Linked DNA regions of Mus musculus: region 1 is linked to region 2. A link is a loop called in an ENCODE intact Hi-C map of the cell type or tissue named here. Cell type or tissue: heart. All regions are shown on one strand. Each heading gives the region's core, and the rest is flanking DNA. Links, peaks and the distances in the headings are about the cores only.

Region 1 (5,972 bases), core at 641-5,640, 940 kb after region 2:
GATTAAAGGTGTGAACTACCACATCTGGCAAGATGTAAGGAATAGTGTATTTAAAGATTTCAACTAAGTGTGTAGCCCTAAAGGATCAGATAAGTACAAATTAAAGTTATGGTAGGCACACAAATATCCTCTACTCTATCCTCCCCATCAAACTAGCAGTTAACCCAATTAATAGTTACTAAATGAACTGGATCAACAAACTGATGGGTCAGCGATCTAAAGCAGGTAAACCAAATAGCATAAAACATCCTCGTCTCTGTTAGTCTGTCTCTAGAACAGTATTTTCTATTTGTAGCCACCTCAAATACAAATGAACAGTTAAGAACAAGTTAATACTTCAAAGGACAGTAATTATGATGATTAATACTTAAAAGGGGCTTCAAAAATCTAACAATCCTTTCTGTATGTATGTTGTCTCTTCTTTGTATGCTCTTCTTTTAAAATTTTTTTTCTTTCATTTTTGTTTTTTGAGATTTTTAAGACAGGGTCTCTCTATGTAGCCCTGGCTGTCCTGGAACTATGTAGACCAAGCTTATTTAGAAGTCACACAAATCTGTCTGGCTGTTACCCTAGTGTGGATATTAAAGGTGTGTGACACCACACAGGCAACTTAATAAATGCTTATTTATTTACTTCCTGTGTATGTCTATATACATCCAGACCTCAGTGTGCATGCATGTAAGAATGGGTTCTCTCCGACCGCTGTTCAGGTCCTGGGGAATCAAACTCAGGTCCTCATGCTTAGCAGCAAGCACCTACTCCCTGAGCCAACACATCAGCCCTGTGCACCCTCCTCCATCACTTGATTCTCCTTCTCCATTGGATTTACTTTTCTAACTCCTCAACTTCGTCATAATTAGTGATGATACTAAAACTTTAAAAATTATGATAGTTTTAATCATAAAAATAGTATTAATTAACTTGGTAGTGCTGACTTACCTTTCCTCTTAAGTCAGTAACCATTTATGGATTTCCTATGCCTAACTTCATATTTAAATAAGGCAAAATTACCATAACTACAATGTTTCTCTGCTAAGACATCAAGCAGGTAAGTGCTTACCTTGTTGGAAGTGTTCAAGAACCATCTGCAGATTGGCTAGTGACAAAGCATACTGCTTCACTTGTTCCTGAGAGACAGAGAGTTGCAGGGCAGTCTCATCTCTTTGCTTGGAGACCATGTTCAGTTGTTCTTGTAAAGACTCTACTTGCACACTGGCTTGATGACTTCAAATAAACAAAGAAAGGCAAACTGCTTCATCTTATTAAGTAATTTATCAACAAATACAACAACAACAAAATGCTCTCCCTATTTCTTAATACATTAAATTCTGGCTATACTGCAATGTATTTTAGTGCGAATGTAACAAGACAAAAAAACACTTCTCTGAATTTTTAAAACTTGGGTAAAACCCAACATCTGCTGCATATTCACTATCAAGTGCATAGTTTGGAGGCATTATGGCCATTCATACTGCTATATAAACACCACCACCCACCCACCCACCATTCACCCCTCCATCCACCCATCTCCAGAGCTCTGTCTAGTTTTAGAAACTGAAATTCTAGACTTCTCCAGTTTGACTTTCCCTACATTTGATATTCTAAAGCAAGTTAATTCACAAACAAAACACCTGCAAGAGTTACTCTGATCTGTTCCTGTCAATCATCCTTTGAATTTGACTCTCAACAAACAATGGTCCTTTTAAAGATTAAAAATTAGGCTAATTAAGAAACTACAGGCTGGAGAGTTGGCTCAGCGGTCAAGAGCACTGACTGCTCCTCTGAAGGTCCTGAGTTCAAAGCCCAGCAATCACATGGTGGCTCACAACCATTCATAGTGAGATTTGACGCCCTCTTCTGGTGTGTCCGAAGACAGCTACAGTGTACTTACATATAATAGTGAATGAATCTTTTGGTCTGAGTGAGCGGAGTGGAGCGAGCAGAGTTCCTGAGTTCAATTCCCAGCAACCACATGATTGCTCACATCTGTATAGCTACAGTGTACTCATATACATAAAAATAAATAAATAAATCTTAAAGAAAAGAGAAACTACAGCAAAAAAATTTTTTTACAAGGCGCTTATAACTTTCAAGTTTCTAAACTTAAATTCCACAGTATAATTTATCATAAATTCAAATCTGAAGGGACTTTCACAGCTTCAGCTCTAATATGGAACAGAGTCAAATGACATCTGTTTGCACCTCACACATGCAATCATGGTGAACCTGTAACTTTCCAGAGACCATCCACTGATAAATTGTTCTGATTGCTTACCTTTTTCTTTTAACTTTCTTCTGTCTACATGACAAACAGAAGCCCTATCACTTCTCCAAATACGAAGCCAGAGGTCCCTAAGAGACTTATTTATACAGCAACCAAATACATGACAAGAAGCAACTTAAGAGAGCTTCTTTGGCTCACAGTTTGAGAATACAGTCCAATGTAGCAGAGAAGTCATAGAGGCAAGAGTCTGTGTAGGCTGCTGGCCATACGCATCCACAGTCAAGAAACAGACAACAATGATGACTGTGTTAGCTTGCTTTCCCCTTTTCACTTAGACCGCAGACCACACAAAGGTGCTGCCCACAGAAGACACAGGTCTTCCCACCTCAATCACTCTCTGCATAATTTCCAGGCCTGCCCAGAGGCCTGTCACCTAGAAGATAACAAATCCTGTCAGGCCGCCAAAACTAACCATCACAGCACCTATCCTGAGTAACATCTTTTTAAAATTTTATTTATTTATTTATTTTTGTTAATTCTGAGGTACAGTCTTTTGTAGCCTTTGGCTGGCCTGTAACTCACTAAGTAGACAAGGCTAGCCTCAAATTCTACTTGCCTGGAAAGTGCTGGGATTAAAAGCATGCACTACCATACCTGATCTGGTTTTTTCTTATCTTTGGAGTGTGTCCTTGGAGAATGGTGATTATTGTTGGATACCAGAATGGTCTTTATGACTATTTAATATCCCGTTAATCCCTTACTCAAGAGTAAGCCAATAAAAAGCAACTGTCACTTGGAAGATATTTTACCCAAGAGCACCCTCTTGTGGAGAAATAAACTAAGACCTAAACTGTCCCTAAATGTCCTTGAATTTTTTTTTTTTTATTCATTCAACTTGACTGGCTAGCATTTCAAAGCATGATTATAAGGATAAATGAGTTTTTAAATATTCACAAAGCCATAGTGTGCCTTATAGACTGGATTTTCTCATATGACAAAAATTTACTGTCAATTAATCTATGTTTAATATATATTGTGGAAAGGATAGAAGTTCAACAGCATCATTTCTAGACACAAGTGAACTTTTGTTTGTTTGCTTGTTTGTTTGTTTTATAGAACAGGTTAAGACATGCAACAATGACCTATACATTAAATGAAAATATAAGGACCATCAAAGATTCAAAGCACTGTACATGTTCAGAAAAAAGACATCACAACAGAGTTTGGTTTTAGATATAAGGACCAGGGTACTAAAATAATGCTCTATGAAGAAGGCAGAATTTGAAAAATAGGTGAGAGTCACAGAAAATCTCTTCAGATAGACAGGTCAGAACATAAAATTAAAAAAAAAAAAGGAAGGAAAAAGAGAAATAGGAAAATAAATAGTATTTGGGGAGCTGAGTGGCACAGATTGGTCAGGTAAGACCAGAGCTCTACTTGAAGACGCTTCTCTTGAAAGTTTATACCGAATGGTAAATAAAATGGATAGAGACTAAAGGTATTAGGAAAAGTAATGGGCCTGAAAACTGCAATAAAGGATTTCAGTATATCCTGTCACAGCCAGAGGCTGTTTTGGCATTTCTACCTATATACAAATGACCACTCACTGTTCTAATTTCCATATTAAATAAGTTTTCCATCTAAATCAGAAAGCACACTAATCTATCCCATGCGCAGCGTAGGGACTTTCAGTGCTCTCTCTACTTACACACTCTGAAGACAGGCTATCTACTGTCTCCTCGTATCACCCCAGCACTGAACACAGTAAAAAAACAAAGTAACGTGACTACATTTGGAACTATAAATGATCAAACTTTCTAAAAGTTCACTTAACAACACAATCTCCAAAGTTTTAAAATGCCCATGACCTACAAGTTCTTCTTCTCAATATCTTAAGAAATATTTTAACGTCATCACAGAAAGTTTATTTCCAGGTTTCACAACAATGCTCTTAGTTATATTCAAGACACTCCAGGGCTAGAGAGATGTCTCAGTGATTAAGAGGCCCTGACTGTGATTGCCAGTAGCCACATCAGGCAGCTCACAACTAAGTCCAGCTCCAGGGGACAACACAGGTAGGCTACAAACAGCTATGCCTAGTAATAAACGAGTCAGTAAATCAATGCTGTGCTATGCTGTCATAAACTATTGTTGCAGAAATATATGACTCACTGTATAATGACACACTACATAGTACTAACAAAGGTCACAAAACAGTAGTAATAAAATGATCTCAGTTTGCTCTTAAAGAGATAGGCTGTATACATATAAATAAAAAGGCATAAAACAGTACAAAGAATGATCTTGGGTGACTGGAGCTCTGCTTTATGTCTTTTTAGCTTTTGCGATTTTTCTAAAATGTAATATTTTTGTAGGATAGTCAGGTATGACAGCAATCCTAGCCCTTGGGAAGCAGAGGCAGGAGAAGCTCAAGTCTGAAACCAGTGTGAGTTAGTGAGACCCTGTCTGTGAAACCAGAGTGAGTTAGTGAGACCCTGTCTGTGAAACCAGAGTGAGTTAGTGAGACCCTGTCTGTGAAACCAGAGTGAGTTAGTGAGACCCTGTCTGTGAAACCAGAGTGAGTTAGTGAGACCCTGTCTGTGAAACCAGAGTGAGTTAGTGAGACTCTGTCTGTGAAACCAGTGTGAGTTAGTGAGACCCTGTCTGTGAAACCAGAGTGAGTTAGTGAGACCCTGTCTGTGAAACCAGTGTGAGTTAGTGAGACCCTGTGAAACCAGTGTGAGTTAGTGAGACCCTGTCTGTGAAACCAGTGTGAGTTAGTGAGACCCTGTGAAACCAGTGTGAGTTACTGAGACCCTGTCTGTGAAACCAGTGTGAGTTAGTGAGACCCTGTCTGTGAAACCAGTGTGAGTTAGTGAGACCCTGTGAAACCAGTGTGAGTTACTGAGACCCTGTCTGTGAAACCAGTGTGAGTTAGTGAGACCCTGCCTCAAAAACAAAAGCAAAAGCGAGCACTAAATATCAAACCTTCATACTGAGGAAAACAGAAACTGTAACTACCTAAGAAGGGACCTAATCAGAGAAAGCTTCTACTATCCAGAGGCTGCTCCTCCAGCTGACCCATGGCTCCGGTCTGCTGCTGCCCACGCACTTTCATGTCCAACATCAGCTTCGTCTGCTGAAAAGTAAGACCTTATGAACTAAATCACCTCTTGGGGAACTGGACAGGGCCAATACAACCTGACAGTACTTCAGGACCATTCCCTTAAAATGGCAAGTGACAGTATCTAAGACAGGCTAAGTGGCAGGAAGCTTGTGTGCTAGGTCCTTATGAGCCCCACACCGTGTGCCTGGAACAAGCTTTATACCGCTTCACCCTAAGATGTCACCTGTAAACGGGAGACGATGACGTCTGTGGAAAATGAACTAACAAGAAAAATGTTTACTGAGCATGAGGCTCAACAAATGACCAGTTAAAGTTCACGCCAAAGAGAACGAAACACTCACCTTGCGTTTTCCATTGCATTAGAGGATGACACCAGCTTTTCCTCCAACACCGAGACCTTCTTCCTCAGTTTGGCCTCTCTGTCTTCTGCAGCCAAAGCTTCCCGCGTATGAGAGTCTTCTGACTCTAAGAGGTGGTCACGCAGTCTCTGTAGCTCCTGGTTCAGCCGGGATTCTTTGTCCCGTAAGCGCTGGACCTAGGCAGAGGAGCCTTCTTTACTTTCCTTCTATGCAATGCAAAGCCCCACAAAACATCAATTGTTTTCCATATTACGGAAACATA
Region 2 (5,972 bases), core at 410-5,409:
GATTATCTGAGGAGCTTTGCCTCCCGTAACAGCCAGCGTGACCCAGCTCTGTGTCACCAACCACTGGCTCATCCAGTCCCAGGAGCTAACCTAGGCAGCTACACTCGAACCCAGGCCGTTTTGCTCATGTCTACTGAAACGAAGAAGACATCTCAGCCTATTGTAAAAGACATGGCCTTTTACATTATAGTTTAGGCGTTCTGGTATAAGTGAAAGACAAAACAAAACAAACAAAAAGCTGTGCTAATAAAAGAAAAACAGAGAATTTTTTTTTTCTCTAAAATGCTGTGCCCAACAGTCCCACCCAGCCGTGATGCCCATGAACCACATCAGCCACCAGCACAGCCTGATAATCTTACAAGTGTAATAGTGGTGCGAGCACCTCGGTGGTAACCAATTGGAAACCTACCTAAATAATCAGGTCTGATGCACTCATAATTAATTACGCTTTTGTAAGAAAACATATGGAGTTAGTCACTGAAAAAAAAATAAAATAAAAAAAATGCTGTGCCCAACTCGGTGGGGCTTTCTAACTCCTGAGATTATAAAATGGGATGTGTAGGTAAGGGACTATGTAAACCTACAACAATACAATTATTGCCGTCCTAACTCTCATAATTCAGCTAGCTTTCCAAAAACTTGACTCTCAGGCTGGAGAGACGGCTCAGTAGTTAAGAGCACGTGCAGCTCTTGCACAGGGCCTGATTCCCACACCCCTGCAGGGACCTCACACTAACTATAAACTCCAGCTAGAGGAAGAGCTGCCATCTCTGCCTCCACGGGTAGCTGCACTCATGTGCACACACCCACGCACAGATACACACAATTATTAAAACACAGAAGTAAATCTTAAAAACCCCAGCTGCATATGAGGTACCTGGCCTCACAGAGTGGAAACAGGAATGACCTGATCCCAAGGTGGCCAAATTCTGTCCATTACAGGTCACAGTGTTTGTGACCGTCCAAATGCTCCGAATCACAGCCTGTGCACCCGAGGGGGCAGCATTTCCCTAAATGCTTGCCAGGGCCCCTTTGCTAGGATAAAGGAACACCAGGACGTGGAAGGAAGCAGTGTTTCCCCCAATCGGACTTGAAACAATACAAGGTCTGGACTCAGTTCTGGCTCTTGTTAACCAAAGGTTTCACCTTGAGTGTTACCTGATCTCTGAGCTACCAGATTTCCTCATCTCTACAACAGGAAGGGGCGGCAGCCAGCAGTCCAGATCTATTAAATTGCTGCAAACATGGAATTGGTGGACACTGAACTTTGCTCCTAGGGAGAACACCGGGCTCTCCTTGGTTTACAATGCAGTTTTGGGTGAGTGCCTGCTCCAAGGCGCTTTATGTAACAGCCTCGAGCCAGCCTCCAGGCAAGGGAAGCTTATCTGACACAGGTTTTTTTCTCTGCTATTCTGTATTCAGAGACACTGACTACACCAGAGCACTGTGCCCCAGGGCTGTTTTACACAGCAAGATAAGGACTCTACACTAAACACTAAAGACCTGCACGGACCAGATCCTGTTCGTAAGGGGAGGGATGTAACAAGGCAGCTGGATGAACCTGATGACACAAATATCCTGCGAGCTCTGCATGTCTACAAAAGATCCACAAATAGGAATGAGATTCTGGTTACAATGAAGCCCTAGTGAGTGGCTGCATCTGTTGACTAAGGAAGACCACAGTGGCTCCTGGGGGCTGGGCTCACATCCGAAGGGGACTATGCCTACCCAGATACATGACCCATCCCTTCCTTGGACTGGCTGAGTACCACCACCTAGCCCGCGCCAGCACAGCCCTCCACTCCTTCCCTAGCCAAAATCATGCAGTTCATAAGAACACGTGACCAGGAGTTCACCAGCCTCCACTAGTGGTTTTCAGAGAGGCCTGGTCTGGACGAGCTATTGATGTCACCCCCACTACTGCCAGGGCTGGGCGTGCCTGCCCCTGTGCTCACCTGTCCAGCTCTCCTCGAAGCCTCTGGTTCTCGCTCGTGGCAATGGCGTTGGTCTTCTGCTCCCGCTCAAGTGCCTCCCGCTCGGTGCTCAGTACTTTCTCCAGCTCCTCCAGCTCTGCCTTACGCTGCTGTAAGTCTCCGTGCCTAGTGGCGGAAGCATGGCCAGGCTTTATCTACCACAAGCAACTCACACTCCGGGAAACTGGAACATACCCTCTCAGAAAGAGGGGGGATTCCTCTGAAACCTTTTCTCTGGGGAGAGGTGAGAGGCTGGACGGCAGGGAAGCAAGAGAAATGTTGCCAGAGTGGGGTCGTCCATCACTGGCTCCCCCAGTGTCAGGTTCATCTTCTATTCCCTGTCATGGCCTGTCTCCTTTTGTAGGCCGCCCGAGAGCATTAGGGTTTTACTCTACACCTTTTAGAGACTTGTGCTACAAAGTGGCTCATTAAGAACCAGTAGATCTAAAGGAAACCACAGAATAAACAGCTAAATTCCGTGTATGAAGCAGCTAATCCCCCCTCACACCCTCCTGTATGGGAGCCCACATATCTGTTCCTGGCATTGGGAGTGGGTGGGTGAGACCTCCCTGCCATGATGAATTTTCTTTCTCACTCAATCCTTGCAGGTTGCACAGCTGCCACTGGGGGGCAGCATAGCACAAGGGTAGAAAAGTGACAAACCCTGACTGTCACCCTAGACTCTCCAAGTCAGTGAGAGGAGAGGCCTGAGGCAGGTTCCTCAATCATCCTGCTCAGAAATCTGCTCCCTCCCCCCTCCCCCACTTCTCTTCTGAGTTCATAGCAGTAGCACGGTTGGGGTCTCCAGTCTCTTCTCTAGTCCCACCCTCCACATCAGCTGCACCTGGATCATCTCACTGGAGCCCCAAGTAGGAAAGTCACTTAATGGCCAAAGTGCAGAGGTGGCCCCATCATGGTGGGGGATGAGATGAGAGAACCGTCGGGCTTCCACCTAAGTTAGTGATTGTGGGGGAATCATGGAGGTTGACAAATAAAGGCCACAGACTGACCAGCAGGGCTGCCTGCCTAATCCCTGCTCCCCGTGTGGCACTTCAGCAGGGCACACTCAGCCCACAGGCTTTTGGGGTCTGGCTTACTACCACTGAGCCTTTGACAAGACAGTAAGTTTATGGCAGGAGTCCAGTTAGGTAGCAGATGAGAACTCAGACTTTACTCAGTGCTGTGTGACAGACACTCACAGCCCAGTGCACAGACGGAAGGAGCCTCCAGCTATGTCCAGCCAAGGACACTAAGTAGCTGACAAGACAGGACTTTGGACCCTCAGTATGTGCGCTCAGGGATCTAGAACCCTCGGTGCATGGGCAGGAGCTCAGCCAACAGTGGGTGAATCAACGACACAGGAGCTCAGCCAACAGTGAGTGAATCAAGGACACACATCCCAGGACCTGGGATGCTATGGTGAAAAGTTAGCACATAGTATTTTTCAACATATGCAAAGTATACCTTTAAAAAAAAAAGAAAGAAAAGCACCTGGTGTGGATTAAAGGATGAAGGTAGTGTGGGCATCTGGGGGGGGCAGCTGAGGGCTCAGCTCCCTCCCTCCCTCTCTCGACCTTCCAACTGTGCTGAGATCAGAGGTGTGGGGTTACTCTGTGTTTTGTTGTACACGTTAAATACTTAACATAATGGGAGGATTTGGGTTGGTCCCCCCGCCCCGCCCCCTCCTTTAAGCAAGCATTCTAGCCTCAGACTTGGAAAAGGGATTCTGAAGTGTGGATAAACACAACCCTGCACAATGGTAGCCAGAATTTTCCCAAGGGTGTAGGTCAGACGGAGGAGGAAGGAGAAAGCATTCTTAGAGAATAGGTCTCCAAGTGTCTACACTGGGCCACCCAGAACCAGCGTGGGCCATGGCACTCCTTGGCCCCAGTGTCCCCTGCCACAATCCCCAGCTGGACAAACAAAAAGGAAGCAGAAGTTGCTAAAGGCTCTATTTCCTTCCCTTGAGAAAGCTCAGGTGCAAGCAACAATGCAGAGCAGCCTGCCAAGAGGAAATGTGGGGGAGAGACGAGATGCACTTGGCCCTTAGGAAAGTACCACAAGCTCTGTGACAGCCTAAGGGGCTCAACACAGCAGCTGCCTCCACCACAGGCCGTCTCCCCACACCAGCCTGCCTGTCCCCAGCCTCGGCCTCCCTTGCCTCCAGGCCCCCCCCCACCTCTCACCTCTCCCCCAGCTCCTTGTGCTCCAGCTCCAGGTTCCTGTGCAGCGTCTTCAGGCAGCTGTGCTGGCGGATGAGGGCCTCATACTCTGAGGACTGGCACTCGTACAGGGTGCCCAGGTGCTTGTGGTCCTGCAGCAGGGCTTCATAGACGGCTGCCAGCTGCTCCTGCTGCTGCTGCAGACCCTCGTGCTCGGCCTCCTTGGCAGCCTGCTGGCTCTGCAACACCGTGTACTGTGCACTGAGCGCTGCGTTCTGGGAACTCAGTGTGGAATTCTCCACCTGGAGGGAGAGCAGAGAGCCCTGCGAGTGATCAGGCCGAGGATGACCAGCAACAGCCAGCCTCAGAGGGACCTCAAGGCAGGCCAGCCGGGGACAGTGCTACCGGAACTTGAGGACTTGGCTTAGGAAGTGGGGCCAACATGGCAAAACGCTGGCTGCGAGAAGGATATCATCCTGAGCCAACTCCAGAAATCATGTCCTCCGTCTACGTGAGCCCCTTGCATGTCATTACTGATTATTTTTAAAGCCTATTTTCTTGAGTACCAGATAATACTGTCAACCAATTGATTTTTACATATTTATTTTTGTGCTGTTGGGGCCTGAACCAAGGACCTTGTGTACATGCTAAGCACTTTTATTAACGGGCCACATCTGACCACCTGAGTTTTTAAAGTATTCTAACACAACCCCAAGACATTAAAAACTGAACAGGGGCCAGAACTGCTCTTATATTAAAACCAGACAAAGACTTTTTCCAAAACAAAGTAACAAACCAACATCCTATTTTCTTATTTTAACAAAACAAACCCAACTTCTCTGCCAAGTAAGTTTCCTGTTTATTGTCTCTGCCCCATATGTAACTTTCCAACTTTTCCCAGAAATTACATTAATGAATAATTTTTCATTTCCCCATCACCTATAGACCACAGGATAAGCAGACTGAGGGGCTGGCCCTGCTGGCTGCTTCCAGCAGAGGGAAGCCAGGTCACAGCCTCATTTGCCCTCTATCAGCATAATACAGGTATACTGCACAGAAACTGTTCCACCAAGCTTAAAAAGAGACTGTATACATCTACGGTATACAGTAAGCCTCTTAGCAACCAGCCTGTCTCCAGGTCCCCCTGCCTGGCCTTGCAGCTCCCACGAGGCACCATTAGCGTCCTGCTACCTGCAGCTTCGCAGTCTGGGTCTGCAGCGTGGTGGTGTGCTCTTGCAGGAAGGCGCTCTGCTTCTGTAGGGTCAGGATCTGGCTGCTGAAGGACACGTTCTGAGTCTCCAAGTGCTGTAGTTGCTCCTTCAGCAGCTGCCTCTCGGCCTGAAGAGCTGCGTTCTAGGGGAGAAGCACGCGCCAGTTACACACAGCATGGTGAGCATAGGGCCTGGGGTTTTACTGAACCTTCAAGGGCAGAGGTAGCTGGGGGTCTTCAGGTACGGGAAGTTAATAGTTTCTGTCTTGGAAAAGGACAATGAATAGAATTTACAGAGACAATATAGGGACTACTGCCTGGGCCCTGGGGCATACAGGCACGAATGCCACTTACATGAGTCCCTTTGTTTCCTTTGGTGTGGAATACCCCAAAAGTACTTTTCTGTGAGCTGAAGCCACTCCCCCCACTGACTACAGAGCTCAAGCCCTCATCACTAGCTGTCCATATCCCTGAGACAGCGAGTGGAACAGGAAACTAACAAAGGCCGTATCTATTACGCCACTGATCAGGCTAAGAGGCAGGGCCCGGGCTGGTGCTACCCCTCATCAGCATGCCTTGGCGAAAGCCTCTAATGTTGTCTCAGCTCTCTTGTCCATTGAGAATCAT

What was found. Peaks named below come from ENCODE experiments on the same cell type or tissue, not always from the same donor. Only the 100,000 strongest peaks of a DNase experiment are listed, where the experiment ranks them.
Region 1: it touches region 2 in a loop (5-fold over the local background); 4 of 42 quality-filtered maps call a loop at or near these places.

The regions. Positions count from the first base shown.
Region 1 is chr12:101,872,263-101,878,234 of GRCm38, forward strand. It overlaps Trip11 (thyroid hormone receptor interactor 11), which reads right to left. Exons shown (of 21, transcript NM_028446.1): 13 at 5,693-5,886; 14 at 1,061-1,224. Among named protein-coding and RNA genes, the nearest start is that of Gm20036, 37 kb to the right of the region's middle. In heart, for the core only: CTCF peaks have their summits at 1,870 (motif pointing left) and 3,046 (motif pointing left); no DNase peak of the experiment used is centred there.
Region 2 is chr12:100,933,671-100,939,642 of GRCm38, forward strand. It overlaps Ccdc88c (coiled-coil domain containing 88C), which reads right to left. Exons shown (of 30, transcript NM_026681.5): 19 at 5,327-5,488; 20 at 4,160-4,437; 21 at 1,956-2,099. It overlaps A630072L19Rik (a long non-coding RNA gene), which reads left to right and starts at 4,434. Exons shown (of 5, transcript XR_003950128.1): 1 at 4,434-4,981; 2 at 5,081-5,972. In heart, for the core only: a CTCF peak has its summit at 2,593 (motif pointing right); DNase peaks (open chromatin) are centred at 2,601, 3,971 and 4,491; H3K27me3 peaks cover 1,688 bases.